Linked DNA regions of Homo sapiens: all the other regions are linked to region 3. Evidence: chromatin loops called from intact Hi-C (ENCODE). Cell type or tissue: PC-9. All regions are shown on one strand. Links, peaks and the distances in the headings refer to the core of each region. The heading gives the core; the rest is flanking DNA.

The links. Hi-C counts contacts between places; a loop is a spot of excess contacts. Peaks named below come from ENCODE experiments on the same cell type or tissue, not always from the same donor. Only the 100,000 strongest peaks of a DNase experiment are listed, where the experiment ranks them.
Region 1: it touches region 3 in a loop (2.6-fold over the local background); 2 of 110 quality-filtered maps call a loop at or near these places.
Region 2: a loop joins it to region 3, with 2.7 times the contacts of the local background. A loop is called at or near these places in 1 of 110 quality-filtered maps.

The regions. Positions count from the first base shown.
Region 1 is chr19:55,468,789-55,476,660 of GRCh38, forward strand. ZNF628 (zinc finger protein 628) reads left to right here and starts at 7,829. Exons shown (of 3, transcript NM_033113.3): 1 at 7,829-7,872. In PC-9, for the core only: no CTCF peak of the experiment used is centred there; a DNase peak (open chromatin) is centred at 3,833; H3K4me3 peaks cover 1,608 bases; H3K27ac peaks cover 1,670 bases.
Region 2 is chr19:54,948,697-54,956,568 of GRCh38, forward strand. It overlaps a transcript of NLRP7 not described here. Among named protein-coding and RNA genes, the nearest start is that of NLRP7, 5.1 kb to the left of the region's middle. RefSeq lists enhancers at 1,926-2,616, 3,307-3,996. In PC-9, for the core only: no CTCF peak of the experiment used is centred there; a DNase peak (open chromatin) is centred at 4,045; H3K4me3 peaks cover 880 bases; H3K27ac peaks cover 1,727 bases.
Region 3 is chr19:55,063,794-55,070,882 of GRCh38, forward strand. It overlaps a transcript of RDH13 not described here. Among named protein-coding and RNA genes, the nearest start is that of RDH13, 4.2 kb to the left of the region's middle. RefSeq lists a silencer at 2,365-2,565. In PC-9, for the core only: a CTCF peak has its summit at 5,618; DNase peaks (open chromatin) are centred at 5,438 and 5,868; H3K4me3 peaks cover 1,528 bases; H3K27ac peaks cover 2,457 bases.

The sequences.
Region 1 (7,872 bases), core at 2,848-5,347, 400 kb after region 3:
TCCTGACCTCTTGATCCACCCGCCTCGGCCTCTCAATGTGCTGGGATTACAGGTATGAGCCACTGCATGCCTAGTCTTTTTTTTTTTTTTTTTGAGACAGAATCTCTCTCTGTCACCCAGGCTGGAGTGCAGTGGTGCAATCCTGGCTCACTGCAACTTCTGCCTCCTGGGTTCAAGAGAGTCTCCTGCCTCAGCCTCCCAAGTAGCTGGAATTACGGGCGTGCACCACCACGCCCAGCTAACTTTTGAATTTTTAGTAGAGACAGGGTTTCACCATGTTGGCCAGGCTGGTCTCGAACTCCTGACCTCAGGTGATCCGCCTGCCTTGGCCTCCCAAAGTGCTGGGATTATAGGCGTGAGCCGCCGCCCCTGGACCCCTTAAAATTTATTATAAAAATGTACAGATGGCAGAGTCACAATGCATCACCCTGGTGTTCCCAACCCAGACGCAGAGGGGCCAACCCTGTCGTATTTGGTTCACAACTCTTCTTCTGAGAGAAGGCAGGCCTTGGCTGCCTGTGTCCCCCCAGATTCAGATGTTGAAGTTGTAACCCCCATGCTCCAGAGTGAGACAGTATTAGGAGAAAGTCTTTAAAGAGGCAATTAATCTGAGTCTCTGTGGCTCACACCTGTAATCCCAGCACTTTGGGAGGCCGAGGCAGGTGGATCACCTGAGGTCGGGAGTTCGAGACCAGCCTGACCAACATGGAGAAACCCCGTCTCTACTAAAAATACAAAATTAGCCGGATGTGGTGGTTCATGCCTGTAATCCCAGCTTCTCCGGAAGCTGAGGCAGGAGAATCACTTGAACCTGGGAGATGGAGGTTTCAGTGAGCCGAGAGCACACCATTGCACTCCAGCCTGAGCAACAAAAGTGAAACTCCGTCTCGATGAAAGAAAAGAAAAGGGGCCGGACGCGGTGGCTCAGCCTGTAATCCCAGCACTTTGGGAGGCTGAGGCGGGCGGATCACAAGGTCAGGAGATCGAGACCATCCTGGCTAACACAGTGAAACCCCATCTCTACTAAAAATACAAAAAATTAGCCGGGCTTGGTGGCGGGCGCCTGTAGTCCCAGCTACTTGGGAGGCTGAGGCAGGAGAATGGCGTGAACCCAGGAGGCGGAGCTTGCAGTGAGCCGAGATCGGGCCACTGCACTCCAGCCTGGGCGACAGAGCGAGACTCCGTCTCAAAAAAAAAAAGAAAGAAAAGAAAAGAAAAGAGAGGAGAGGAAAGGAGAAGGGAGGGGAGGGGAGGCAATTAAGTTAAACAAGGCCATTAGGGTGGGCCCTAATGCAATCTGACTGGTGTCCTTACAGAAGAGATTAGGACACAGACACACACAGAGGGGCCACCATGGAGGCTCCACAAGGAAGACAAGCGTCTGCAAGCCAAGGGGAGAGGCCTCGGGGGAAAGCAACCCTCCCGACACCTTGACCGCGGACTTCTGTATCCAGAACCGGGAGAAAATAAGTTTCTGTTGTTGGGGCCACTCAGTGTGGGACTTTGCTATGGGGGTCCCAGCAGACTCATATATATAATGAGTGTATTCGCTCTCTACGCTGTGTAAGAAATAGCCACTGATGCAATGGCTTTAAACAACGTACATTCATTATCTCACAGTTCCGTGGCCAGGAGTCCAGCACCGTGGTTTATCTTGGTCCTCTGGTCAGGATCGCTGCAATCCTCGAGTGACCCAGGGCTGTGGTCTCATCTGAGGTTGGGGTCCGCTCCCAGGTTTACATAGCAGCATCCATTTCCGTGCTTCTTTTTTTTTTTTTGAGACGGAGTCTCACTCTGTCGCCCAGGCTGGAGTGCAGTGGCGCGATCTCGGCTCACTGCAAGCTCCGCCTTCTGGGTTCATGCCATTCTCCTGCCTCAGACCCCCGAGTAGCTGGGACTACAGGCGCCCGCCACCACGCCCGGCTAATTTTTTGTATTTTTAGTAGAGACGGGGCTTCACCGTGTTAGCCAGGATGGTCTCGATCTCCTGACCTCGTGATCCGCCCGCCTCGGCCTCCCAAAGTGCTAGGACTACAGGCGTGAGCCACCGCGCCCGGCCTCATTTCCGTGCTTCTGAGGAAGGCATGGAGCCCTGGGTTCACGGCCAGCAGGAGAACCTCAGTGCTTCCCATCTTTGATCTCTAGGTCCAGCTTTAAAGAGCTCCACTGACTAGGTCAGATCCACCCAGGGTAATCTTCCTGTATTAGTCAGGGTTCTCCAGAGAAACAGAATCAATAGGCTATGTCTGTCTATCCACCCATCAATCAACCTATACATCCATCTATTTATCCATAGATTGATCTATGAGGATAGCGATAGATATGAATAGCTACAACAATATAGATACATCTCTCCAGAAAGAGAGTGATTAGAAGGTATTGGTTCATGTGATTATGGAGGCCAAGAAGCCCCATGTTTGCTGTCTGCAAACTGGAGAACCAGAAAAGCCAGTGGTGTAGTTGGAGGGCCTGAGAACCAGGAGCTGATGGAGTAGATTCCAGTGTGAGTCTGAAGGCTGGAGGACCAGGAGGCCCGAGGGCAGGAGAAGATTGATGCTACAGCTCAAGCCTGAGGGCAGGGATGGAGTTCCACCTTCCCCTGAGGCTGAGGCCCACCCACCCTGCGGGAGGCTGCCTGCTTGGCTCACGCTACCAATTAATCTCTTCCGGAAACACTGTCACGGACACACCCAGAATCACGTTTAACCAGGTACCCGCGCATCCCGCGGCCCAGTTCAGTACATGCATAAAATTTAACCGTCACTTTTCCCCTTGATGAACTCAAAGTCCACTAATCAGGATCCTATTTTTTTTTTTTTTAATGAGACAGAGTTTCGCTCTTGTTGCCCAGCCTGGAGTGCAGTGGTGCGATCTCAGCTCATTGCAACCTCCGCCTCCCGGGTTCAAGCGATTCTCTTGCCTCAGCCTCCCAAGTAGCTGGGATTACAGGTGCCCTGCCACCATGCCCTGCTGATTTTTTGTATTTTTAGTAGAAATGGGGTTTCACCATGTTGGCCAGGCTGGTCTCAAACTCCTGACCTCAGGTCATCCACCCGCCTTGGCCTCCCAAAGTGCTGGGATTACAGATGTAAGCCACCGCGCCTGGCCTCAGGATCCTTGATTGCATCTGCCAAGACCCCCCTTGCCTTCACCATATCACATAACCATCACATCCACATGATGCAAAGGCACTCACACAAGGGCACGGGTCCCTGGGGGTCATCGTAGAAGGTAGCAGCCACTCTTAGGGAGGAAATTTAGCATGCATCTGTCCCTGTCCGTTTTTGCACTTAAAATGGAGGAAGGTTTTACCTGTACAGATGGAACCCTGTATATTGTTGCTTCCTCCAGGGAGTCTGCCCTGGTTTCCCCCAGGCTGCGTGAGGAAGGTTTTACCTGTACAGATGGAACCCTGTATATTGTTGCTTCCTCCAGGGAGTCTGCCCTGGTTTCCCCCAGGCTGCGTCAGGAAGGTTTTACCTGTACAGATGGAACCCTGTATATTGTTGCTTCCTCCAGGGAGTCTGCCCTGGTTTCCCCCAGGCTGCGTCAGGAAGGTTTTACCTGTACAGATGGAACCCTGTATATTGTTGCTTCCTCCAGGGAGTCTGCCCTGGTTTCCCCCAGGCTGCGTGAGGAAGGTTTTACCTGTACAGATGGAACCCTGTATATTGTTGCTTCCTCCAGGGAGTCTGCCCTGGTTTCCCCCAGGCTGCACGAGGAGTCTCCCCTGGCTCCCATGTCCTGGGCAGCCTCCATGAGTGCCTGACCGTGCATGTGAGACCTGCTCGATAGGCCTTGGAAGTGGGTGGACTCTGGGGTTGGGCACATTCCTGGTCCAACCACTTCTGGGCTGTAGGAATTCCTTCCTGGTTACAGGACACTACATCACTTCCTGGTTCTGTGGCTTGGCCATGAGACTTCAGAGGGCCTTGCCTTACCCCACTGTGAAATGGGGATCACACCCCTTCTGAGTGGAGAGGCCCGTTAGCTTGGGGCCGGCTGGGGCTGCCACGGGGGCCTTAAGAGATGTCAGAAGGGAGCATCCTGGCCAGGTGCGGTGGATCCCGCCTGTAATCTGAACACTTTGGGAGACCGAGGCGGGTGGATCATCTGAGGTCAGGAGTTCAAGACCAGCCAAATTAGCTGGGCATAGTGGCAAATGCCTGTAATCTCAGCTACTCAGGAGGCTGAGGCAGGAGAATCATTTGAACCCGGGAGGCCGAGGTTGCAGTGAGCCAAGATTGTGCCATTGTACTCCAGCCTGGGCAATAGAATGGGACTCTGTTTCCAAAAAAAAGAAGGAAGCATCCTGAGTCTGTGGGAGGCAAGGGCCTGCCCCCTGGGTCCCCTGTTCCGGGGGATGGCCGGCAACCGGTGACTCCCTTTGCCCGTCCCCTCCGCCTTCAACCTAAAATGCATCTCTGGTTCCTTACCCGACTTGTTTGGAAAAGGACGTTTTATTTTTCATCGCTGGCCCTGGGAATCCAGTCATTACTCCAGATCCCTCCTTCACTCCCTGACCCCACTTTCTGGAGAGGGAGGGAAAGGGAGTGGCAGGTCCCTTCTAAAGCCTTCGGCTGATCCTCCTGGGATGGGGGTGGATGGAGAAGAATCTCCCAAGTGCGTGCAGGGCCTCTGGGCGGAAGTGACAGCACAGTCCCCAGGAAAGGGTGGGTACCTAGAGGGGCTGAATGGTTTACCTGGCTGGCAGGGGGCAGGGCTCAGAGTCTGAGGCTGGGCAAGGAGGCTGATCTAGTTGGGGTGGGGGGAACCGTGCCCCCAAAACACCTGGTGCGGGGTGTTGTTGGCCAGAAACAGAAACGTCTGGGGCCTGCAGGGGTGCAGGGGTGTGCATCCGCGCGTCTGCTTGGTCCTGCGTTTGAGGCTCTGGAGGTCCCCTTGCTGCCCTGGAGCTTTATCCCCCGCTGGGCTTTTCCCTGCAGCACTGAGCAGCGGGTAGTCTGTCTTCTTTGTTACCACTGCATGCCCTGGGAGGTTTTGTGAGCTCACTGGGATGGTGAGTTTTTTATTGGTTTTCCCCCTCCACATTGCTATGACCCAGCTCCCAGGGCAGGACCTGGGGTGGAGCCCTGGTCTGGACTGTGGGTGGGAGCGCTGCTGGGCCTGGAACAGCTGCAGCTGAGGATTCTGTGTGATCTTATCCATGTTTTTGGCTATTTGATTCTGTTTTTGTCTGTTTGTTTGTTTGAGATGGAGTCTTGCTCTGTCGCCCAGGCTGGAGTGCTGTGGCACGATCTCGGCTCACTGCAAACCTCTGCCTCCTGGGTTCAAGCAATTCTCCTGCCTCAGCCTCCTGAGTAGCTGGGACTACAGGCACGCGCCACCATGCCTGGCTGATTTTTGTATTTTTAGTAGAGTTGGGGGGGGGTTTCACCACGCTGGCCAAGCTGGTCTCGAACTCCTGACCTTGTGATCCGCCTGCTTCAGCCTCCCAAAGGCCTGGGATTACAGGCATGAGCCACTGCACCCAGCTGATTCTGTTTACTTGTCAGCATGAGGGACCTGACAACATCCCTTGAAGGGCTACACAGATGTTCCGGGGGGTTAGGAGACAACCCCACCTCCCCATCTGGGTCCCTGAGACTCCTCCTTGGCCTGGAAAGTGCTGGACACAAGGCTGGCCTGAGTTTCCTCCGGTCACTGTCTCCAAGGGGCTGCGAGGCTGTTCTGAAAACAAACCTGTTGAATCCACACCACCTTTTCAGAGACAGCAGGTTGCCCAAGGCCATTGACTTCAAAACCTTTGTTCACCTTCTGGCTGCAAAGTGGGGAATGTTAAGGAGAGTAAGAGCCAGTCTTAGCCATGCCAATCTCTCTTTCTTTTTTTTTGAGAGGGTCTCGCTCTCTTGTCCAGGCTGGAGTGCAGTGGTACAATCTCGGTTCACTGCAGACTTAACCTCCCAGGCTCAAGCGATCCCCTCACCTCAGCTTCCTGAGTAGCTGGGACTACAGGTATGTACACCACAGGAAGCTTATTTTTTGTAGAAATGAGGTCTTGCTGTACTGCCCAGGCTGGGTGTCCCATCCCTTTTGTAATGCCTCTGCGTGGGCAGGTAAATGAGGGGGGCTGAGCTGAGGGCCCCTTTCACTACTGCAGAGACCAAAATGGCCCGAGGCAAGGGGGACGGAAGTGGGATCCGCACCTCTGGGCTTTCCTAGCCTGGCAGCCAGCTGGGCAGTGCATTCCCATCCACGTCTCCACCCTGCATGGCAGCCGCTTTGTGTGGTTAATGCTGACGTGAAAGGAATGTTGGGCTGAGCTGGATGCCAAGGGTTTTTACACGCACGAATGCACGGAGACATCAGCACCAAGACCCTGTAAGGTAGGGGTGGGTCCACACCACCGCAGATCAGCCCTGAGTTCCAGCCTGCTTGTGGACTTGGGAAACGGTGTGGGAGGCTGGAAAAATCCACTCATTCAACAAACAAGTACCGTCTGCTTCTCCATCAGGGCCCATGCTGGTTGTTTGGAATACCTGGGCAGCAAAGACACGAAAGGTCCTCGCTGTCATGGGACATAGATAAATGTCGCTGAGCATGTAAGAGGGACACCACCTAGCACAGGAGGCTTTCCAGTGGGATCTTGCTGGGCAGGGATGGGTTAAGGGTAGAAGGGCCTTCTGGCCTGAGAAACAGCATGCAGAATGGTCTTCAAGCTGAGGGTACTGCCTTTGAGCAGTGGCTCTCAACTAGTGAACATGTGGCAATGTCTGGAGATATTCTTTTTGTTGTTGTTGTTTTTTTTTTTTAACACAGAGTCTCACTCTGTCACCCTGGCTGGAGTGCAGTGGCACGATCTTGGCTCACTGCAACCTCCGACTCCTGGGCTCAAGCGATCCTCTTGCCTCAGCCTCCTGAGTAGCTGGGGTTACAGGTGCCTGCCACCATGCCCGGCTAATTTTTGTATTTTTAGTAGAGACGGGGTTTCACCATGTTGGCCAGGCTGGTCTTGAACTCTTGACCTCAAGTGATCTGCCTGCCTCAGCCTCCCAAAGTGCTGGGATTACAGGTGTGAGCCACCGCGAAAATCTCTATCTGGAGATATTCTGAGCTCTCCTACGGGGTGTGTGGAGCGGGGCTGGGGATGCTACCTGCATCTAGTGAGTGGGGGCCCTAGAGTGTGTAGGACAGTCCCCGCTGCAATGAATCCATCCCAAATGGCACTAGTGCTCTGGTTGAGAAACTGCGTTTAATGACCCTCAGAAAAGCCAGTGTGGCTGGAACGCTGGGTTGGGCGGGGGTTGAGCGTGGAGAGGGGCTTTGGAGCAGCTCGGTCTCCCACTAAAACCCTAGGCCCCACAAGGAGTCTGTGGATTCCAGCCTCCCAGAACAGACCTTTGCCCAGCAGGAACCAGGTTTCTGCAGCGTCTGGATGAGCGTGCACGAAGCACACGCCCGAAAATCCTGAGCACGTGGCTCTACCGAGGGACTGGAAGCGCTCCAGGCCTCGTTTTCCCGCTGGAGCGATTACACCCTGGGGGCGGGGCCCGCTTCACGGGAGGGATTTTTGTACAACCGTGGTGCATGGAAGGATTTTTTTGCAGATGAGAGGGAATCGGGATTAATAAGGGGAACTTGCGACCCCGCGTCTCGAGCTGGCCGTCCCTGGCCTTGGGCTCACCGGGGCCTCGGCCCCCAAGACCTGACAACTGGAGTCCGCGACCACAACTGGGAGAACTACAACTCCCAGGATGCCGCGCACCGCCTGCGCCCGAGCTCGACGAGGCCTCGCACAGCCAATGGGAGGGTCCGGGGGCGGGAACTCGGAGTACGTGCGTTGTGACGCACCGACGGCGACGTCGGGGTTTGTGTGCGCGAGAGGCCGCCGATAAAGGTTGGGTGCCTCGC
Region 2 (7,872 bases), core at 2,542-5,041, 120 kb before region 3:
GTAGCTGGGACTGCAGGCACATGCCACCATGCCCAACTAATTTTTTGTATTTTTAGTAGAGACAGGGTTTCACCATATTGGTCAGGCTGGTCTCAAACTCCTGATGTCAGGTGATTACAGGCATGAGCCACCGCACCTGGCCTAAAATTGTTTTTAAATAAAACAGTGTATGTTGTGGAAAGCATTCAGCACAGAATTTTGGTAGTTTAAACTGTTAATTTAATGGAAGCAAATGGTCCCACAAATGAAGATGTATATATCAGTTGCAGCATGCCATCTATAGAAATAGGCACTATGGAGGCCTGGCATGGTGGCTCACACCTGTAATCCCTGCACTTTGGAAGGCTGAGGCAGGTGGATCATCTGAGGTCAGCAGTTCGAGACCAACCTGGGCAACATGGCAAAAAACCCCTGGCTACTAAAAATAAAGAATTAGCCAGGCATGGTGGTGTGCACCTGTAATCCCAGCTACTCAGGAGGCTGAGGCGTAAGAATTGATTGAACCTGGGAGTTGGAGGTTGCCGTGAGCCGAGATTGCACCACTGCGCTCCAGCCTGGGCGACAGAGACTCCATCTTTAAAAAAAAAAAAAAAAGATGGCCAGGCGCAGTGGTTCATGAATGTAATCCCAGCACTTTGGGAGGCTGAGGCGGGAGGACTGCCTGAGTCCAGGAGTTCAAGACCAGCCTGGGCAATATGGCGAGACTCCCTCTCTGAAGAAAAAGAAAATAAAAACAATAAAAATAAATTATATTCTAGCTGACAAAAAGAGAGAGAGAGTATATTTTGTTAAAACATTTGGCCTTTAGTCCTAGAGCAGCTATGGAGAGATAAACATGAAAGAGGTATCTCTTGTTATACATACCCAGGCCCTGCAACCACACCTGAGTTTATGTAAATGAGGTGACTTTTGGAAAGCCCCTAGATAACCCCACAAGTGCGAGGGACTGGCTGCCAAAGAAACCGTCAGTGATTAGACATTGGGAACTTTCAGCCCCAGGCTCCAAGTGGCCTCCAGGGAGGGGAGAGGGGCTGAAGGTTGAATTGATTATGAACTGCCAGCTATGTGATCAGCATTGCCCACCTAAGGAATCCTCCATAAACCCCAAAAGAAAAGGGTTTGGGCCGGGTGTCCTGTGGCTCATGCCCGTAATCCCAACGCTTTGGGAGGCCTAGATGGGAGGATTGCTTGAGCCCAAGAATTCTAGGCCAGTCTGGACAAAATAGCAAGACCCTGGCTCTACAAAAAATAAAAAATTAGCCAGGCGTGGTGGAGTGCACCTGTAGACCCAGCTACTCAGGAGGCTGAGGCATGAGAATCACTTGAACGCAGGAGACAGAGGCTGCAGTGAGCTGAGATAGCGCCACTGCACTCCAGCCTGGGTGACGGAGTTAGACTGTCTCAAAAAAAAAAAAAACCAGGAAAGAGTTCAGAAGAGCTTCCTGGTTGGTGAACCCGGGTGCATTCGTGTGCCAGGACTGTGGTGCACCCCAGGTCCACAGGGACAGAAGCTCCTGCACTTCGGACTCCTCTAAACCTCCCCCTACGCATCTCTTCCTTGGCTGTTCATTTGTATCCTTTAAAATATGAAAGGGCGGGTTGCCCCTCCACACCTGTGGGCATTTCTCGTTAGGTGGAAGGAGAGACTTGGAAAAGAAAGAGACACAGACAAAGTATAGAGAAAGAAATAAGGGGACCCAGGGGACCAGCATTCAGCATATGGAGGATCCCGCCAGCTTCTGAGTTCCCTTAGTATTTATTGATCATTTTGGGGTGTTTCTCAGAGAGGGGGATGTGGCAGGGTCATAGGATAATAGTGGAGGGAAGGTCAGCAGATAAACACGTTAACAAAGGTCTCTGCATCATAGACAAGGTAAAGAACTAAGTGCTGTGCTTTAGATATGCATACACATAAACATCTCAATGCCTTACGGAGCAGTATTGCTGCCCGCATGTCCCACCTCCAGCCCTAAGGCGGTTTTCCCCTATCTCAGTATATGGAATATACAATCGGGGTTTACACCCATACATTCCATTGCCCAGGGACGAGCAGGAGACAGATGCCTTCCTCTTGTCTCAACTGCAAAGAGGTGTTCCTTCCTCTTTTACTAATCCGCCTCAGCACAGACCCTTTACTGGTGTCGGGCTGAGGGACGGTCAGGTCTTTCCCTTCCCATGAGACCATATTTCAGGCTATCACATGGGGAGAAACCCTGGACAATACCTGGCTTTCCTAGGCAGAGGTCCCTGCGGCCTTCCGCAGTGTTTGTGTCCCTGGGTACTTGAGATTAGGGAGTGGTGATGACTCTTAAGGAGCATGCTGCCTTCAAGCATTTGTTTAACAAAGCACATCTTGCACAGCCCTTAATCCATTTAACCCTGAGTGGACACAGCACATGTTTCAGAGAGCACAGGGTTGGGGGTAAGGTCATAGATTAACAGCATCTCAAGGCAGAAGAATTTGTCTTAGTACAGAACAAAATGAAGTCTCCTGTGTCTACTTCTTTCTACACAGACACAGTTACAATCTGATCTCTCTTTCTTTTCCCCACAAAAATATCCTTTGTAGACCAGGCACAGTGGCTCAGGCCTGTAATCCCAGCACTTTGGGAGGCTGAGGCAGATGGATCACTTAAGGTCAGGAGTTTGAGACCAGCCCAGCCAGCATGGTGAAACTGCGTCTCTACAAAAATACAAAAATTAGCGGGGCATGGTAGTTCAACGCCTGTAATCCCAGCTACTCGAGAGGCTGAGGCAGAATTGTTTGAACCCGGGAGGCAGAGGCAGAGGTTGCAGTGAGCCGAGGTCGCACGACTGCACTCCAGCCTGGGTGCAACAGAGTGAGACTCCATCTCAAAAAACAAAAAACAAAAACAAAAACAAAACAAAAAATGAAAACCCACTTTTAGTAAAAAAAATAAAAATGAAAAAATGTGAATCAGGCTGCACTCTGGCCCACATCCTGGCTGCTGTGTATCACGTGGCTCTAGACACTGCACTTTTGCCTCCTCATCATTGCTGTAGATAGGATTTCTGACAGCAGGGTCATTAGACGAATTTTTTTTTTTTTTTGAGACGGAGTCTCGCTCTGTCGCCCAGGCTGGAGGGCAGTGGCGCAATCTCTGCTCACTGCAAGCTCCGCCTCCCGGGTTCACACAATTCTCCTGCCTCAGCCTCCCGAATAGCTGGGACTACAGGTGCCTGCAACCATGCCTGGCTAATTTTTTTTGTATTTTTAGTAGAGACGCGGTTTCACCATGTTAGCCAGGATGGTCTCGATCTCCTGACCTCGTGATCCTCCCGCCTAGGCCTCCCAAAGTGCTGGGATTACAGGCGTGAGCCACCGCGCCCGGCCCCATTAGACAAATTTGTATCTGCACGGTTCCTACAGATAAACTCTGGGACATTAGAATTATAAGGCTTTTGTTTAAGGATGGTTTCAGATGTTTTTCAGACCTTGAATTCCAGCCAAATAGCTGACACTAACCAGTTTGAAGACCCCAGTGAGGAATGGGATCAGCATGAGAACACTGCGTCTTCATGCCCCTGTCTCCGCCAGCAGTCAGCATGGCCACACTCTGGCCCACACCAAAACACTTAAAAACCCTAGCCCCGGCCGGGTGCAGAGGCTCACACCTGTAACTCCAGCACTTTGGGAGGCCAAGGCAGGTGAATCACCTGAGGTCAAGAGTTCAAGACCAGCCTGGCCAACATAGTGAAACCCCGTTTCTACTAAAAACACAAAAAATTAGTCGGGCGTGGTAGCGGGTGCCTGTAACCCCAGCTACTCAGGAGGCTGAGGCAAGAGAATTACTTGAACCTGGGAGGCGGAGGTTGCAGTGAGCAAAGATCCTGCCACTGCACTCCAGCCTGGGTGACAAAGCAAAACTCCATCTCAAAAAAAAAAAAAACCCTAGACCCAAACTTCTGGGGGAGATGGATTGGAGGTTTCCTCCCATCTCCTCATTCCTCAGCCCTGTGATTAAACTTCCTTCTCTTCTGCAACACAGTGACCCGGCAAATTGACTCACAGCGTGCATTGGGCAACGGACCTACTGTCAGAGGCGTGTAACCAGGGCAACTCCATCTTGAATAGGAGCTGACTAAAATAAGGCTGAGACCTACCGGGCTGCATTCCCAGACAGTTAAGGCATTCTCCAAAAAAAACAAAAATGACAGGCACGGTGGCCCAGCACTTTGGGAGGCCGAGGCGGGTGGATTACCCGAAGTAGAGTTTGAGACCAGCCTGGCCAACACGGTGAAACCCCGTCTCTACTGAAAATACAAAAATTAGTCAGGCGTGGTGGCTCGTGCCTGTAATCCCACCTACTTGCGAGGCTGAGGCAGGAGAATCGCTTGAGCCGGGGAGGCGGAGGTTGCAGTAAAAAGAAAAAAAAAAGCATTCTAAGTCACAGGATGAGATAAGTCAGCACAAGATACAGGTCATAAGGACCTTGCTGATAACACAGGTAGCAATGTAGCAGGACCAGCCACAGACAAAACTCCTCAGACACCGAGTTAAAGAAGAAAGGGGTTTATCCGGCCAGGGGCATCGGCAAGACTCCCGTCTCAAGAGCCGAGATCCCCAAGTGAGCAATTCCTGTCCCTTTTAAGGGCTCACAACTCTAAGGGGGTGTGCGTGAGAGGGTCGTGATCGACTGAGCAAGCAGGGGGTACGTGACTGGGGGCTGCATGCACTGGTAATCAGATCCAAACAAAACAGGATAGGGATTTTCACAGTGCTTTTCTATACAATGTCTGTAATCTATAGATAACCGATTAGGTCAGGGGTCAATCTTTAACTACCAGGCCCAGGGTGTGGCGCCGGGCTGTCTGCTTGTGGATTTCATTCCTGGGCCGCGGGGCTGTCTGCTTGTGGATTTCATTCCTGGGGCGCGGGGCTGTCTGCTTGTGGATTTCATTTCTGCCTTTTAGTTTTTACTTTTTCTTTCTTTGGAGGTGGAAATTGGGCATAAGACAATATGAGGGGTGGTCTCCTCCCTTAGCAATAAAGAATCCAGCCAGGCCGGGCGCGGTGGCTCACACCTGTAATCCCAGCACTTTCGGGGGCTGAGGCGGGTGGATCACACGGTCAGGAGATTGAGACCATCCTGGCTAACACGGTGAAACCATCTCTACTAAAAAAAAAAAATACAAAAAATTAGCTGGGCGTGGTGGCGGGCGCCTGTAGTCCCAGCTACTCGGGAGGCTGAGGCAGGAGAACGGCGTGAACCCGGGTGATGGAGCTTGCAGTGAGCGGAGATCGCGCCACTGCACTCCAGCCTGGGTGACAGAGCGAGACTCCGTCTCAAAAAAATAAAAAATAAATAAAAATAAATAAAGCATCCAGTCAAACTCCATCAAAACCAAGATAGTGACGAGAGTAACCTCTGGTTGTCCTCACCGCTCCACTCCCAGCAGCCCCATGACAGTTTACAAATGCCATGGCAATGTCAGGAAGTTACCCTATGCTGTCTAAAAAGGGGAGGCATGAATAATCCACCCCTTGTTTAGCATATCCATAGAAATAACCATAAAAATGGGCAACCGGCCGGGCGCGGTGGTCACGCCTGTAATCCCAGCACTTTGGGAGGCCGAGGCGGGTGGATCATGAGGTCAGGAGATTGAGACCATCCTGGCTAACACGGTGAAATCCCATCTCTACTAAAAAAAAATACAACTAATTAGCTGGGTGCGGTGGCGGGCGCCTGTAGTCCCAGCTACTCGGGAGGCTGAGGCAGGAGAATGGCCTGAACCCAGGAGGCGGAGCTTGCAGTGAGCCGAGATAGTGCCACTGCACTCTGGCCTGGTGAAAGAGCGAGACTCCGTCTCAAAAAAAAAAAAAAAAAAAAAAAAGGGCAACCGAGGCCGGACGTGGTGGCTTACGCCTGTAATCCCAACACTTTGGGAGGCCGAGGCGGGCATATCACCTGAGCTCAGGAGGTCAAGATCAGCCTGGCCAACATGGTGAAACCCCATCTCTTACTAAAAATACAAAAATTAGCCAGACGTGATGGCAGGCACCTGTAATCCCAGCTACTCAGGAGGCTGAGGCAGGAGAATCACTTGAACTGAAGTGATTCAAGGCAGAGGTTTCAGTGAGCCAAGATCACGCCACTGCACTCCAGCCTGGGCGACAAGAGCAAAACTCCATCTCAAAAAAAATAAGGGCAACTAGCAGCCCTATGGGCTGCTGTCTATGGAGTAGCTATTCTTTTACTCCTTCACTTTCCTAATAAGCTTGCTTCCACTTTACTCCATAGTCTCGCCCTGAATTCTTTCTGGTATGAGATTCAAGAACCCACCATGCCCAGCTCGTCCTTACTTGCTTTTAAAAAATATCATTGGTGGCCGGGCGCGGTGGCTCACGCCTGCAATCCCAGCACTTTGGGAGGCCAAGGCTGGCGGATCACCTGAGGTCCGAAGTTTGAGACCAGCCTGACCAACATGGAGAAACCCCGTCTCTACTAAAATACAAAAAAATTAGCTGGGTGTGGTGGTGCGTGCCTGTAATCCCAGCTACTCAGGAGGCTGAGGCAGGAGAATCACTTGAACCCGGGTGGCAGAGGTTGCAGTGAGCCAAGATCATGCCATTGCACTCCAGCCTGGGCAACAAGAGTGAAACTCCGTCTCAAAAATAAATAAATAAAATCATTGGAATAATTTTCTTCTTTAGGAAGAGCAGCCTTGGGCCAGGCATGGTGGCACATGCCTGGAATCCCCGAACTTTGGGCAGCCCAGGTAGGTGGATTGCTTGAGTTCAAGAGTTCCAGACCAGCCTGGACAACATGATGAAACCTCTTCTTGATCAAATATACAGAATTTCGACTGAGCACAGTGGCTGTAAGCCCAGCATGTTGGGAAGCTGAGGTGGGTGAATCATTTGAGGTCAGACCAGCCTGACTAACATGGCGAAACCCCATCTCTACAAAAAATACAAAAGTTAGCCAGGAGGTCGTGGGCGCCTGTGGTCCCAGCTACTCGGGAGGCTGAGGCAGGAGAATGACGTGAATCCCGGAGTCGTAGGTTGCAGTGAGCCAAGATCGTGCCACTGCACTTCAGCCTGGGCGACACAGCAAGACTGAGGTTGCAGTGAGCTGTGATCCTCAACCTCCTGGGTTCAAGGGATTGTCGAGCCTCAGCCTCCCAAGTAGCTGGGATTATAGACATTCGCTCCCATGCCTGGCTAATTTTTGTATTGCAAAAATGCACTCCAGCCTAGATGACAGGACTGCACTCCAGCCTGGATGACAGAGCAAGACTGTGTCTCAAAAATAAATAAATAAATAAATAAATAGCCAACTGTGATCGTGCATGCCTGTAGTCCCAGCTACTCAGGAGGCCAAGGCAGGAGGATCACTTGAGACTGGGAGGTCATGGCTACAGTGAGCCATGATCTCGCAACTGCACTCCAGCCTGGGCAACAGAGGGAGAGAAAGGAAGGAAGGAGGGAAGGAGGGAAGGAGGGAAGGGAAGGAGGGAAAGGAAGTCAGTCTTGTGGGACAAGGAAGGAAGGAAGGAAGTCAGTCAGTCTTGTGGGACTCAGCCCTGAACCTTTGGGATCTGATGCTGTCCCCAGGTAGGGAGTGTCAGAACTAAATCAAAGGAGAGGACACCCAGCTGGTCTCTGCTGGAGAACTGGTTGTTGGTGGGGAGAAACATACATTTTTGGTGAAGTATTCTGTGTTGAGTGTGAAAGTAGGAAAAACAGGACTGGGTATGGTGGTTCATGCCTGTCATTCCAGGATTTTGGGAGGCCAAGGCAGGCGGATCACTTGAGGTCAGGACTTTGAGACCACCCTGGTGAACATGGCAAAACCCCATCTCTACTAAAAAAAAATACAAAAATTAGCTGGGCGCGGTGGCAGGTGC
Region 3 (7,089 bases), core at 4,280-6,779:
AGATATCTTCCCTGAACTCTGCCTGAACTACCTTTCTTAGATTGAGTATTGCACACACTCCTGCACTTACCTGTCCATGTTTGTCACCCCCACCAAACCGGGATGCACCTCTGGGCACCTGCTTCCCCTTGCACTGCTCACAGCGAGTGTATCTGATCACCACCTCCTACCCCTGACTGTGCCTGAGGTGCCAGGAGCAGACACCGCTGGAAACAGGGAAGAATTCAACCCAATCTAACTAGGAGTAAGTTTTCTTCCTCATCAGATGAACTGTCATCTTCTTATATGAGCCCTGCCATAATGGAGATTATACAGGCAGGAAGAGCTATTTTAAGACCTTAGTCAATGGCCGGGCACGGTGGCTCACGCCTGTAATCCCAGCACTTTGGGAGGCCGAGACAGATGGATCACGAGGTCAGGAGATTGATACCAGCCTGGCCAACATGGTGAAACCCTGTCTCTACTAAAAATACAAAAATTAGCTGGATGTGGTGGCACTCACCTGTAGTCCCAGCTACTCAGGAGGCCGAAGCAGGAGCATCACTTGAACTCGGGAGGTGGAGGTTGCAGTGAGCCGAGATTGCCCTACTGCATTCCAGCCTGGCGACAGAGTGAAATTCTGTCAAAAAAAAAAAAACCTTAGGCCTGTAGACCTTAAGCTCTCACCATCTCAAACGTATTAAACCAGTTACACAATGCCAAATGCTGTATAAGAGGCACTTGGAGGAGTCAAATTCATAGAGACAGAAAACAGAGTGGTGGCTGCAGGGGGCTGGAGATGAGATTGGGAAGTCACAGGATTTGTTTTTGTTTGTTTGTTTGTTTTGTTTTGTTTTTTGAGAGACAGTCTCACTGTGTCACCCAGGCTGGAGAGCAGTGGGCGATCTCAGCTCACTGCAACCTCTGCCTCCTAGGTTCAAGCGATTCTCCTGCCTCAGCCTCCCGAGTAGCTGGGGCTACAGGCACGTGTCACCACACCCGGCTAATTTTTGTATTTTTAGTAGAGACGGGGTTTCACCATGTTGGCCAGGTTGGTCTCAAACTCCTGACCTCAGGTGATCCACCTGCCTCGGCCACCCAAAGTGCTGGGATTACAGGCATGAGCCACCGCACCCGGCCGGGAAGCTGTTTTTTAATAGATACAGAGTTTGTTTTGCAAAATAAAAAAAAGACCTGAAGGTGGACGGTGGTGATGGTTGCACAACAATGTGAATATACTTAACATCACTGAATTGTACACTTAAAATGGTTAAGATGGTACATTTTACTTTATGCATAGTTTACCAAACTAAAAATAAAGAAAAATTTTAGACTGGGCATGGTGGCTCATGCCTGTAATCCCAGCACTTTGGGAGGCCAAAGTGGAGAATAGTATGAGCCCAGGAGTTTGAGAGCGGCCTGGACAACACGGCAAAACCTTATCTCTACAAAAAATACAAAAATTAGCAGGTTTGGTGGCACGCATCTGCACCCTCAGCTACTTGGGAGGCTGAGGTGGGAGGTCTGCTTGAGCCCAGGAGGTCAAGGCTATGATGAGCTGTGATTGTGCCACTGCACCCCAGGCTGGGTGACAGAGCAAGACCCCATCTCAAAAATAATAATAATAAATGTTTACATTTAATAACATGGGCAATTGGTTCAGATGTTCATTTTCTCAACCTTGAAAAAAAAACAACACTGTTTTTCCCTGTCTTTTTCTCCTTTTCTGTAAACTGAAATCCTAATATCATTGACTTCCAGGACAGAGATCAGCAAACTTTTTCTACAAACAGCCAGATAGTAAATAATTTCAGCTTTGTGATCCACACAGTGGCTGTTGCACCTCCTCTGCCAGAGGAGCTGGGAAGCAGCCACAGATGATGTGAAAACAAGTGAGCACAGCTGTGTTCCCATAAAACTTTATTTATAAAAATAAGCAGTGCGCCACAGTTCGCCAGCTCCTGTTTGAGAGTCTCTCTCCGATGCCCAGGCTGGAGCGCAGTGATGCAATCTCAGCTCACTGCAACCTCTGCCTCCTGGGTTCAAGCGATTCTCCTGCCTCAGCCTCATGAGTAGCTGGGATTACAGGCGCTCGCCGCCACACCTGGCTGATTTTTGTATTTTTAGTAGAGACGGGGTTTCACCATGTTGGCCAGGCTGGTTTTGAACTCCAGGCTTCAGGTGATCCACCTGCCTCAGCCTCCCAAAGTGCTGGGATTACAAAGCGTGAGCCACTGCGCCCAGCTACCTGTCATTGAATTTGGAAGGATGGCATGAAGTCATTCATAACAAGGACTTAATCCATAGTAAGTGCCAGAACATTGCTGGCTGTTAATATGGTTATTATAAAGAGAACAATGCATGCATATTCCTCCTCTGAGGATCTCCTACCTGATTCCCAGACACACCCAAGGGAGTTAGAACATCTGTTTGGACTCCAGGTGGGCTGTCCACGCCTTTACCATTTTCCTGGTTGTTAACATGTTCCTGATCAGCACTGGGTGCTGTCCCAGGTGCTGAGAGGATTCTCCCACAATGCCCTTTGCTTTCCCCATCAGAGGGTTTATGGCACCCAATTCTCATTCACATTCTGTCTCTCCTTTCTCGTTCTTCTCTATCTCTCCTCTCTCTGTCTCCTTTTCTCTTCCTCTCTCCCTCTCTGTCTTCTCTCCCTCTCTCTCCCTCTCTCTTCCTCTCTCTCTTCCTCTGTCCTCTTTTCTCTCTCTCTCTCCCTCTCTCTCACATCTCTCTTTCCCTTCCTTTCTCTTTCCTCTCTCTTCCTCTCTCCCTCTCCCTCCTTCTGTCTTCCTCTATCCCTCTCTTCCTCTTTTTTCTTCCTCTCTTCTTGTCTCTTTCTCTCCTCTCTCTCTCCCTCTTTCTCTTTCTCTCTCTCTTCCTCTCCCTTCCTCTTCCTCTCTCTCCTTCTTTCTTCCTCTCTCTCTTCTTGTGTGTGTCTCTCTCTCTCTGTTCTCTCTCTCCCTCTCCCCCCAACTCTCTTTCCCTACACACATCTTAAGAGGCCTCAGCAGTGTAAGGTAAGTTTAGCGACCCTGTGGCTGTGTAGAGATAAGCAAAGGGGGGCAAGGAGCTCCAGTGGTCCCAGACTCCAGCCATTTGAGTCTTTGCAGCCCAAGCACTGCCCCAGCTTCTTGACAGCCCCAGCCATCACCAAAGGGCACACAGATAAGCTGCCTCCACCAAGGCCTGTGCAGATGGTAGGTTTTTGAGTAAAATAGATATGATCCTTGTCTGAAGCCACTGAGTTTTAGAATAATTTGTTATATGGCCATAGTAACTGGAATGATTGCTGTAGGTTTATTTTATTTTATTCATCCTTGCTGCATGCAACACATGCATGGCTCAGTAACTAGAAGGAAAGAAGAGAAGAAGGGAGGGAGAGGCAGAGGGTGGACAGGAGAGGATGGTAGGAAGGAAAGACAGGAAAGGAGGGTGTTGGTGGCCTTGCCTGCAAGCTGAGCAGACACCACGCAAACAGGTGACCTCCCAGTTAAGATGGAGGGGACTCAGGGCTCAGGAGGGGCAGAAGGTCCCCGTGTCGGAGAGCTGGGCAAGCTTTCTGCAGGAAATGATGGGGATCACGGCCATGTGAGCCGGCAAGATTTCCCTCAGCCAGGGAGGAGACTCCGGGCTGTGGGAACAGCTTAAGCAGAAGGCATGGGACAGGAATGCATATGAGAGATATTGTGGGAGGAGGGAGGGCTGCCTGGGCTGGCATGCAGGGTATGGGAGGGGGTGGAAGGGCTGAGGCGGGAGCCATCAGTAAAAGGACCCAGAGCGCGGCTCCAATGCCATGGTAGGAAGCTTGGCGTTGACTCAGAGGGCGCTGGGTACCGCTGAAGAGTGTTGAGCCAAGGAGGGTCATGTCACGGGCAGATACATGTTTTAGAATTTCTTCTTTTCTGGCTGAGATGTAGAGTATGGACTGGAGAGAAGCACAGGGGACATAGGAAAGGTAGTTCTAGAAAGAGGGGCTGTCCCACCAGGGAAAGTCAACCAACTGTTCCCCAGTATCCATTCCTCCCTTCCAGCTCATGGCACTAAAGCCACTGATTGATTAGCTGGGTGCTATCAATCTCTCTCTCATCTCTCTCTCCCTCTTTCTCTCCCCCTCATCTGTGTCTTTTCTCTCTCTCATCTCTCTGTCTCCCTCTTTCTGTCCCCCTCCTCCGTGTCTCCTCTCTCTCTCTTCTCTGTCTCATATCTCTCTCATTGCTCTCTCCCTCTTTCTCTCCCCCTCCTGTGTCTCCTTCTCTCTCTCTCTTTCTCCCCCATCTCTCTTTCTCTCCCCCTTCCTCTCTTTCTCCTCTCACTCTTCCTGTTTCTCTCTTTCTCTTTCTTCCTCTCTTTCTCCCTGTCTCTCTCTTCCTCTTTTCCTTTGTCTCTCTCTCTCCCCCCAACTCTCTCTCCCTACACACATCTTGAGAGACCTCAGCAGTGTAAGATAAGTTTAGCTACTCCACGGCCTGGCACGGTAGCTCACGCCTTTAATCCCAGCACTTTGAGAGGCCAAGGCAGGCAGATCACTGGAGATTAGGGGTTTGAAACCAGCCTGGCCAACATGGTGAAACCCTGTCTCTACTACAAGTACCAAAAAATTAGCTGGGCATGGTGGCACGCGCCTGTAGTCCCAGCTACTCGGAAGGCTGAGGCAGGAGAATCGCTTGAGCCTGGGAGGCGGAAGTTGCAGTGAGCCGAGACCACACCTCTGCACTCCAGCCTGGGTGACAGAGTGAGATTCTGTCTCAAAAAAAGAAAGAGGAGGCCGGGCACTGTGGCTCAGGCCTGTAATCCCAGCACTTTGGGAGGCCGAGGCATGCAGATCACGAGGTCAGGAGATCGAGACCATCCTGGCTAACACAGTGAAACCCCGTCTCTATTAAAAATACAAAAAAATTAGCCAGGCACGGTGGCGGGTGCCTGTAGTCCCAGCTACTCGGGAGGCTGAGGCAGGAGAATGGCGTGAACCCGGGAGGCGGAGCTTGCAGTGAGCCGAGATCGCGCCACTGCACTCCAGCCTGGGCGACAGAGCAAGACTCTGTCAAGAAAGAAAGAAAAGAAAAGAAAAAAAGAAAAGAATAAAGGGAGGGAGGGAAGGGAAAGGAAGGGAAGGAAGGAAGGAAGGAAGGAAGGAAGGAAGGAAGGAAGGAAGGAAGGGGAGGGGAGGGGAGGGGAAGGGAGGGAAGAAAGGCAGGCCCTGATGTTCAGGGAGCTGAGAGTGAAGTCACCGGCTCCAACCCAGGATCCAAACTCAAGTCTGTCTGGGGTCCTATCCCCGTCACCACCCCCCGCCCCGACCCATCCCCCAGAGACCTGGGAAGGAGCCAGGCTCCTCCGGTTTCAGGAAAGGGCTGCACAAACCACCCCGCCACGATCCCTCCCAGAGAACAAACAGCTCCCGGCCACCGGCAGTCTCCCTCCTCCTCCTGCCAGGCTGGTTCCCAGACCCACCCTCCCTGTGTCATAAGCGCCTCTCCCCGCACTCTCACCAGGGCTGGCTGTTCTCAGAGGAACGCCCAGGAAAAACCTACCCGAACCCCTTTCAGCTGGGAAGGGGACCCGCCTGGGCTTCCTCACCGCCGATGAGACCTCCCTCGTCGTACACTTAGAGCTGCCTGTGTTTTCCTTCCTTCCTTAAGCGGGCTGGGAACTCTAGACACTCAGGGATGGGCCAGCCCATTAGAGTAAGCATTCGGCCACCTCTAGGCTGCTACGGTCACTGCTGCTGTCACCATCAACGTGACTGTCTCACACCTCACTTCCTCCGGCCAGCCACACCCCTGCAGATTTAACCCGCCAGCCTCCCTAAGGTTTCCTCTGCCTGAAATCCTCTCTGCATTCCTGGCTCATTCTCGAAATTGAGGTCAAAGCTCAGATGCCGCCTCCTTCCCTGACCACCCTACCTGAAGCAGCCGCACCTGCCTGCTCCTAGTCACGCCGTTCCTTCACCTGTTTCGTTTCCTCCACAGGGTTTACCACAATCTGAAAGTCTTATTCATGCAGGTGTCTACTTGTTTATCTCCCCACCACACCTACTAGGATGACAATATCACAAGGGCTGGGGTTTCATCTGTCTCCTCCTCCTCTGTATCTCCAGCACATGAAACATGCTTGGCACACTGTAGGTGCTTAAGTATTTGCTACTACATCACTTTGGGATTTTGCATAGGACACTCCCAATGCTTAGAATGTCAATCTTTGCTTCATTGTCCTTGGCAAACTCCTATTCATCCTTTGAAACCCCATCCATTTATCCCTTAACCAGGAAAGGCTTCTGTGCCTCATACAACCACCCATAAAGCTGGATTAGGGCTTTCTCTGGGGACACCCTTGCCCTGTGCCACACTTCCATTAGCGCACATATCCCCCATGAATTGTGCACACCAGCAGGGTCTAGAGTACGGCACACATTTTGTCTCAGGAGCTACGTATTGAATAAATAAATTAATTACTTTTTTTGAGACAAGGTCTTGCTCTGTCACCCAGGCTGGAGTGCAGTGGTGCAATCGTGGCTCACTGTACCTTGACCTCCCAGGTTCAAGCAATCCTCCCACCTCAGCCTCCCAAGCAGCTAGGACCACAGATGCAGGCCACTATGCCTGGCTAATTTTTAATTTTTTTTTTGGTAGGGATGGAATCTCCCTATGTTGCCCAGGCTGGTTTCAAACTCCTAGGCTCAAGGGATCCTCCTGCCTCTGCTTCCCAAAGTACTGGGACTATAGGTGTGAGACGCCACACTCAGCCTCATTATTTAATATGTAAGTAGCTATATCTCTCTGAGACCCAGCCCCATCTAATTTATAACCTCCCTCCTTCTCAAGAACATGCCTCAGCTCCCATTGCCAGGGAATCTGACCTTTCTCCTTGTCATAGGATTTTTTTTTTTTTTTGAGTCAGAATCTCAGTCAGTCACCCAGCCTGGAGTGCATGGCGCAATGGCTCGCTGCAACCTCTGCCTCCCGGGTTCAAGTGATTCTCCTGCCTCAGTCTCCCTAGTAGCTGGGACTACAAGCGCACGCCACCACACCCAGCTACTTTTGTAGAGATGGGGTTTCACCATGTTGGCTAAGCTGGTCTCGAACTCCTGATCTC